2 separate regions of the Mus musculus genome follow, and region 2 is linked to region 1. Evidence: chromatin contacts called from ENCODE Hi-C or POLR2A ChIA-PET data. All regions are on one chromosome and are shown on one strand. Each heading gives the region's core, a stretch centred on a gene start or an enhancer-like site at or near the end of the contact. The rest is flanking DNA. Distances are from core to core; before and after follow the strand shown.

Region 1 (3,650 bases), core at 324-2,823:
CCTAACCCTCCAAAACCCCTCGACATCTTGACACTATTCAAGTTCCAGAAGGGTAAGCCTGCTCCGTGCGCTCCAGGCAAGCACCCTCATTGTCTTCTACTTCCCGTTTTCCTTCTTCCCCTGCACAGCCTGTGCAGGGCTAGGAGCACAGAGGGGCCATCTCCAGGTGAAGAGTTTGTGCAGGTGCTTCTGTATAAACAAATGGAAGCTCGTCAAGACTTTCCGGCTGGGCTGAGACATCCTAAGCTAAAGCTCAAACTCTCTCCTAGCTACTTTACTTGTTCTAGGCGCTACCCCTTAGCTCTATAGCTCAAGAACCCATGTCTCAACAGTTCTCCTGGGGCTTCGGAAATCCTTCATGAAGGCAGATGTTCTCTTTCCTCTGGGGTGTAGGGTACGAGGGGCATAACAAGGAGAGGAAGGTTACTGGGAAAAAACTTCTGTACCCTACGGGAACCTGCTAGCTGAGGACCTCCACCCAGGTCTTTCTGCTGTTCCCCATTGAGTCTCATATGGAGCCACCACCTCCACCACAAACATCAGCTTCCCTGAATGGAAGGCGAAGAAGACAGAAGCCAGGCTCAGGGTTCCACACCAATGATGACTTCCACCAGCAGTGCACTGGCAGCCCAACCACCTTCCCTTGAACTTAAAGACACAGAATCCCAAACCATGTCCATTGACCAGTGATGGTGAATCAGGGTAAGCAAGGTGTGACATCAGCACTCGACGCCTCCCCCGACCGCACCACCACCACCTCAATCACAGAAGGAAACTCCTAAACACGCAGAACAGGAGATGGGCGTAGGACAGAACTCCCGCATAAGAGAACAAGCTGTGGTCTAAAGTGTCATCAGAGAAGGACCTCTGGGATAAATTCCACCTGCAGAAATTACATGGTCCGCACAGGCATCTGAACTGGGGCGTTCAATGTTCAGCTCCTTATTTCTTTTACCCAAACATGGCCCCAGGCCCTGAGCAGCTAGCACCTGCTGTGTCTAGCCTCCACCCAAGGGCTACTGAAAGTGGTTGCGCGCAACGCCCCCGGAGAAGGCGCCCGCCTTGACCACAAGCCCGGAAGCTCCGCGGCCAGCCGTTGAGAGCGCAGGACCACCCTAACGGCCAAGCCCTAAGAAGAAACCACTGAGAACGCGCGCTTCTCAAACGCGCAGCAATTCCAACCAACCGCCGTGGCGACTGCGCCTGCGTAGTCTTCGGACCGAACGCCCGACAGGGCAGGTGCGCCAGACCGCGCTTGCGTAGTTTGACGGAGGAGGCCAGCGACCAGACCTCGTGTGTGTGAGACTGCGCCGGAGTAACCTGACCTCCGGAGATGGGGCGAGGGGAAACTGCGCCTGCGTAGTCTTCGTAGCTCCGCCCCGTTTGCCTAGCCGGGGCCCATCCAGCCGTACTCTAGGCATCCCCCCCCAAGGCGGGGCAGGTGCGCACGGACTGCGCTTGCGCACGACAGCCCCGCCCCGGGCCCCGCCCCCGACCCGCGCGGGGCCCTGGGAGGGGCGCAGCGTCCGGCGGCGTCGCGGGCGGCGGGGCTGGGGCGGCGGGAGGGGCGGCGGGGGCAGACAAAGCGGCTAATGAATGGGCGCGCCCGTCGCGCTGTTCGCAGCCCGCGGGCCCGCGCAGCGCAGCGCGGAGCCGGCGCCTCAGGTGAGTGCGCGCGGGACGCTCCAGTGGCGTCTTCGACGGCCGGCGCCGCGCAGGGGTTGGGGAACCGCGCCATTGTCCGTGCGCGGCGGGCCGGGTGGAGGCTGTGTCCCGAGACTGCGCCCGGCCCGGCCCAGCCCGGCCCGGCCTCTGACAGCTGCGCCTCGCGCCGCGGGCGGGCCCAGGCCGCGGAGGGGAGCGACCGCGGGACGCCCCGTGGGACCTTTCGTCAGGTGCCGGGCTCCCGCCACGTCGTGGCGTCCCCCAAGCCGGTGCCGGTGGGCGCGCGTGTCCAGGAAGGGGCGCAGGCAGGCGGCACGGCGGTGACACGGGTCGGTGTCACGCTTCTTGGTGCCTGCCTAGCTTGAAGCGTGTGCGTCTGGGTCTGACCGCGGAGGCTTAACGAAACTTAACTCAACGCTTTGGCTCCGTAGCGTCTTCACGGTCGCAGTACCTGCCGTCATTTTTTGTTCCTTTTGTCCTTTTTGGTGCGACCCACTCGCTTCTGCCCGGGATGGCTGCGGGTCCTCGCTCTCCGTCTGGAGGTTCTCACGAGGCTCCAGCGCGTCTTTTCAAGTCCCTGCAGCGCCGAGCCTCAGGAGGAGCGGCTGTCGCGGTTCTGGCGTTTGTAAAAAGGGAAGTCATTTGTTTTTGAAGTTAATTAGGATAAGATTAAGTGTAGTTTTTAAAAGGACACTTGTGCCTTCTGGCTTCGTAAAGCCAGTCAGCCAAGGCAAGTACATTCTTGTGACTTGGTAGGAAGAAAGAAATTTTCCCCTTTATATCGTGGTGATAAAAATTAATAAGACCAGGGAAATTTTAGTTTTGAGTTTTTTTTTTTTTTTTTTTTTTTTTAGTACTCTGAATAAACGTAGTTGCAAGGCACGAATTAATTCCATGCTAAGCAGAATTGAGAAGCTACAAGTTTGGCTCTACACCCTGAGGGAGTGGCTTGTGCATGAAGACATTGGTGCATGCTTTCTGTAATCTATATAAACTTTTTTCTATATAAATTTTTATATAGACTTTTTGTGTGGCTTTTATTTTCATGAGAAGATCTAGTTAAAAATTTTTTTGAATCTTTAGGAAGTTTCAAAGTCTCAGTGTGCTGATAGGTTTTCATCAATTTACACAAACCTAGACATATTTTGGAAGAGGGAACTTTTTTTAATCTCTTATTTTTAATGTTCATTGGTGTTTCACCTACAAGTATGTCTCTGAGGGAATGTTGAATCCCCTATAACTAGAGTTACAGTTTCGGTTGTAAGCTGCCTGTGACTGAATGGAATTGAACCCAGGCCCTCTGGAACTGTTCTTAATCATCTCAAGAGGAGCCATCTCTCTAGCCCCAGAAGAGGGACTCCGTTTTTCTTCTTCAAAATAATTTTTGAAAATTATTTACTAATTGGGTGTGCTTTGGTGTTCTGCTTGCATGTCTGTCTGTGTGAGGATGTCAGATCCTCCTGGAACTGAAATTATAGATAGCTGTGAGCTGCTATGTGGGTGCTGGGAGTTGAACCCAAGTACTTTGAAAGAGCGCCAGTGCTCTTAACTGTGGGGCCATCTCTGTAGCCCCAGAAGAGGGATTTTTTTTTTCTAAATAATATATTTTATGTGTGTTGGTATTTTGCCTGCATTTGTGTCTGTGTGGGGATATCAGAGATTGAAGTTACAGACAATTGTAAGCTGTCATGTGGGTGCTGGGAATTGAACCCCTGTCTTCTGTAAGAGCAGTCAGTGCTCTGAACCTCTGAGCCATTTCTCCAGCTCCTGTGAAGAGGAAATCTTTTGTTTCTTTGTTTGTTTTTGAGACAGGGTTTCTCTGTATGTAGTTCTTTGTGTCCTGGAACTCACTATGTAGACAAGGCTGGCCTCGAACTCAGAAATCCGCCTGCCTCTGCCTCCCGAGTGCTGGGATTAAAGGCGTGCGCCACCACGCCCGGCTCTGTTATTTATTTTTTATTTTGTTTATTTTTTATTAATGATCA
Region 2 (3,650 bases), core at 674-3,173, 320 kb after region 1:
CTGACTAGGAACCTAGTCCCCTCTATTTACTCCCAATAGCTTCAGATAGCTCCTTTCTCTTTCTAAGGACTCTGGGCTCCTCTGGCCATGTTGAAGCCTTTCCCTGCAAGCCTGACATGCATTGACTCCCTGCATGGCTCACCTCAAAAAGCCCCTCCAGCAGCTGCTCTGCTAAACCAAGGTGCACTCCATCTGCCGACTCTGATACGTCACCCACTCATCCTGTGGCGCCACAGAACCTGCTTGAGCAACGCAGGCTGGGGAATGGCTGTTAGAAAGCAGAACTCAAGCTGGCCATGCTTTTTTTTTTTTTTTTTTTTCCTCCAAAGCAAAGCCTAAGATGTAAGGGGGGCCTGGTCTCTCCCAGCTGAAACCTGCCGTGGTTTCCCCGGCAGCCTGGCTGGGCATGTCCTCCAGACACCGGTTCCTATTTCTGGCTCCCATAGACACCAGCAGGTTATAGGGCAGCTCTGGTTTTCATCCCCAGCAGCCACTTAGCCAAAATAGAATTCTGGCACTTCAGGGTCAGCATCTAATGAAAAATGTCATGCCATCCTTTGCCCCTAGTCCAGCACTCTTCGACCTATGGGATATCTCGTATCAGATATCCTGCCCATGAGATATTATGATTCATAGCCATAGCAGAATTACAGTTAAGAGGCAGCAACGAAAGAATTTTATGGCTGGGGGGTCACCACAGCATGAGGAGCTATTAAAGGACCGCAACATTGGAAAGGCTGAGAACCACTCCCCTAGACAGGCAAGCAGGAAAGGTGGCACCATGGTCTGCCCACAGAAAAAGGACAGGCTCAGGGAGAACACTGCCAGCCAACCAGGGCTAGAACCCAGGCCCCTTCCTGACACTAGCCTATCAGTGGGGTTTTCAACCAAACAGTACGGGTACTCAGAGAGGAGCCTCATTGTGCTTTGTGAACGGGTAGAGTGGGCCTGGCAGTCTCAGCTCTAAGCCCACCCCTGTCTTCTGTTAAGCAGAATGAATGGGGCTGAGGAGGCCTGAAGAGGCCACAGAACACAGACATCAAAGTAGTGGACAAGGGGGGGGGGGGATGAATGGTGCTTCACTAAGGAGCAAAGAAGGCAGAGGTCCCCTTGAGGCCAGGCCCTCCGGGAGACCAGGAAGCTGTAAGAAGATGCTGGCAGGAAATACCTGTCAGTAGTCTCCATGCGGGCCTCTTGTGTAACAGACTGCTGGAGGGAATTCTGCCTGGTGCAGGAAGAATTCTCTTCCTCAAAGTGGCCGACTTCCAGGAGGGCCATTCACAGGTACAATGTCAAGGCAGGGTCTCCAAAAATCAGGGCCAGAGTTGTAACCCTTTGGAACCTGAAAGGGCTGGATGGGGCAGCTGGGAACTAGGCAGAGATTACTTCCCCTTTGGAGGGCCCGTGCCAGGGCCTGCTCCAGGTCGTCACTGCCTGGCTCTCACAGGAGCCTATCTTGGGGTACTCAAATGGAGACGTGTCCATTATGGGCTCACCCGGCTCCTCTCATCCACTCATCAACCCTGATCAGGAGGACCTGCAGCCCGGAGACCTGGCCTGAGTGGGCCAAGTGGCCTCTCTCCCTGCCCTACCCTTTAAGGTGCCCTAGGAGACTGGTGAGTTTGAAGCCTGCGTTAAGATACTGGGCACTTGCTGTCACTGGGGCCCCGCCCACCCTGAGACCTCCGCAGTCTCCGGGCTCTCAGTCACAAGCAGCTGAACACGTAGGAAGTCCTGATGGCCTGGGGCTGACTGGGCCAGCTTTTGTCCCTTTAGTTCTGCCCTTGAGCCTCTCCACTTGGCATGCGATTCTCCAAGGAAACCAGAAGGGCGCCTCGTATGATCCCTAGCTTCTGTCCCGGTCCAGTGCGCTGACGGCTCCCTAGACTCCAGGCCGTGGTGCGGACGGACGCTTCAAGAACGCAGCCCCGTCACACAGACTCGCCTGTGGGGGGCCCAGCACCCCGCGGTGAACTGGAGTTGCGCTCTAGGACCTGGGGGCGTCGGGCCGGGAGGCGGAGCCCTGCGCTTAGACCCCGGCGGGGGCGGGGCCTCGCGCGCGCGGCCCTGGGAGGTGTTTCCCGGCATGCTGCGCGGCCCGCACCCTCGGCCCGTCCGGCCCGTCCGGCCGCCCCGCCCCGCCCCGGCCCAGCCCGTCAGCCCGGCGACGCGCGCATGGAGGCCGGCTGAGGAGCGCCGCCGCCTCTCTCGGTACGCCGTGGCCTGACCGGGCGGGCGGGCGGGCCGGGGCTCCTCGCGCCTCGACGGCGCGGGCGGGAGGGCGCGGGCTGCAGGTGGGGACTGCGAAGACCAGGGTATCCGGAGCTCACCGGGTCGGGCTGACCCAGGACGGTGTAGATGCTCCTGGGCTCTGCTCCTGGGCTCGGGAGTCCCCGAGAGGACCCCGGAGGCTCAGAAGCGCCCTCGCTGGCTTTGGGACGTCAAGAGCTTCTTTAGAAGTGGGGACAGTCTCCAAGCTTTCGTGCTCCCCAAGCGGAGGGGCTGGAGGTCCGCTGGTCTTGTGCGACGCAGCTGTCCCTGGGCCTCCTTGTCTGTCTTGTCGCCCTAGGAAGACTCATCTTGCGGTGGCCGTGGTACTGGGGGCAGGATGCCAGCAGGGCTCTGGCACAGTGGACTGCTAGCCGGGAGCCTGCAGGCTCCTCCGGGGCATCTCCAGGTGGACAGAAACCAGGTCCCCGGGAGAGCTGGCCAGGCTTCTTCACCTCGGGTTTGTTTCCTCTTCCGGCCCTCAGCTCTGCCACACTTAGGTAAAATATGTCCTGCCTGAGCAGGTTTTCCCGGGTCCTGCAGTGGCTGGGCTCCCAGAGACAGACCAGAGGAGGCCAGGGCTTTTGCACACCCTGTCATTTCTTGCTGTCTTGGTTTTCTGAGTAGACAGTGAAGGCTTGTCTAGTTTTTCCAGTTGATCGCGGTCAGCTTTGGACCAGCGGTGGGGAGCAAGCTGCCATCCGAGAAACAAGCTGCCATCCGAGAAACAGTTTTGTTTTAAGAGATTGAAAAGCTTGATGGGTGTGTCAGATCAGGGTGGTAACAGGGTTTTGTGGATTGAGAAATTTAAACGTTTATTCCTCTTAGTATAGCTTTAAAGGTTGGCAATCCTAGGTCTAATGCTAGTCTTTCGGGTGACTGATGAAGGCTCTGCCTGTCCTGTCGCCCTTTCTCGTTGTGTCCTCATAGCTGTTTAGTGTCTCTTACAAGGACACCAATCCCATCGTGGGTCCTGCCTTATGGCTTCACTTGAGTTCAGTCGTCTCTTAAAACCTCTGCATGTTGATGTAATTATTTTGAGCCTCATATTTTCGGTGTATGGATTTGGGTAAAACACACTTAGTATGGATAGATCCAGAAGAGAGACGGCTGTGGGGCTGGGCAGGTGGGGAGCTTGACTGACGTGGCTCCAGTTACTTGGACCTAGTATGCCAGGGCCATACCTCCTTGTGGGCCCTGACATGAGTGGGCCTTTTCTGCTCTTTGAGCCAACCCTTCCCTCTTAAAACTGCAGACTACTGGAAATTTTCAGAGGCTAGTTCCCCTAGAAATTTAGCAGATGCTAAAAGTTCTGTTGTTTAGCATATGGAAGCATCGAGCCTGGTTGGTAGCAGGCCTGGAAAAGTATCCCTACAGTCCTG

What was found. Hi-C counts contacts between places; a loop is a spot of excess contacts on that map. ChIA-PET counts read pairs that join two places held with the same protein, here RNA polymerase II (POLR2A).
Region 2: a loop to region 1 is called in a map of v-Abl transformed pro-B cells, with 2.7 times the contacts of the local background. The contact joins the promoter of 1810021B22Rik here to the promoter of Zbed4 in region 1. A Hi-C loop is called at or near these places in 1 of 37 maps with a recorded cell type or tissue (v-Abl transformed pro-B cells). POLR2A ChIA-PET finds 5 or more read pairs at or near these places in 1 of 5 experiments (embryonic stem cell).

Annotation. Positions count from the first base shown.
Region 1 is chr15:88,750,138-88,753,787 of GRCm38, forward strand. Zbed4 (zinc finger, BED type containing 4) reads left to right here and starts at 1,574. Exons shown (of 3, transcript NM_181412.3): 1 at 1,574-1,665.
Region 2 is chr15:89,073,931-89,077,580 of GRCm38, forward strand. It overlaps 1810021B22Rik (RIKEN cDNA 1810021B22 gene), which reads right to left and starts at 1,924. Exons shown (of 4, transcript NR_040417.1): 1 at 1,684-1,924; 2 at 143-268. It overlaps Trabd (TraB domain containing), which reads left to right and starts at 2,134. Exons shown (of 10, transcript NM_026485.2): 1 at 2,134-2,211.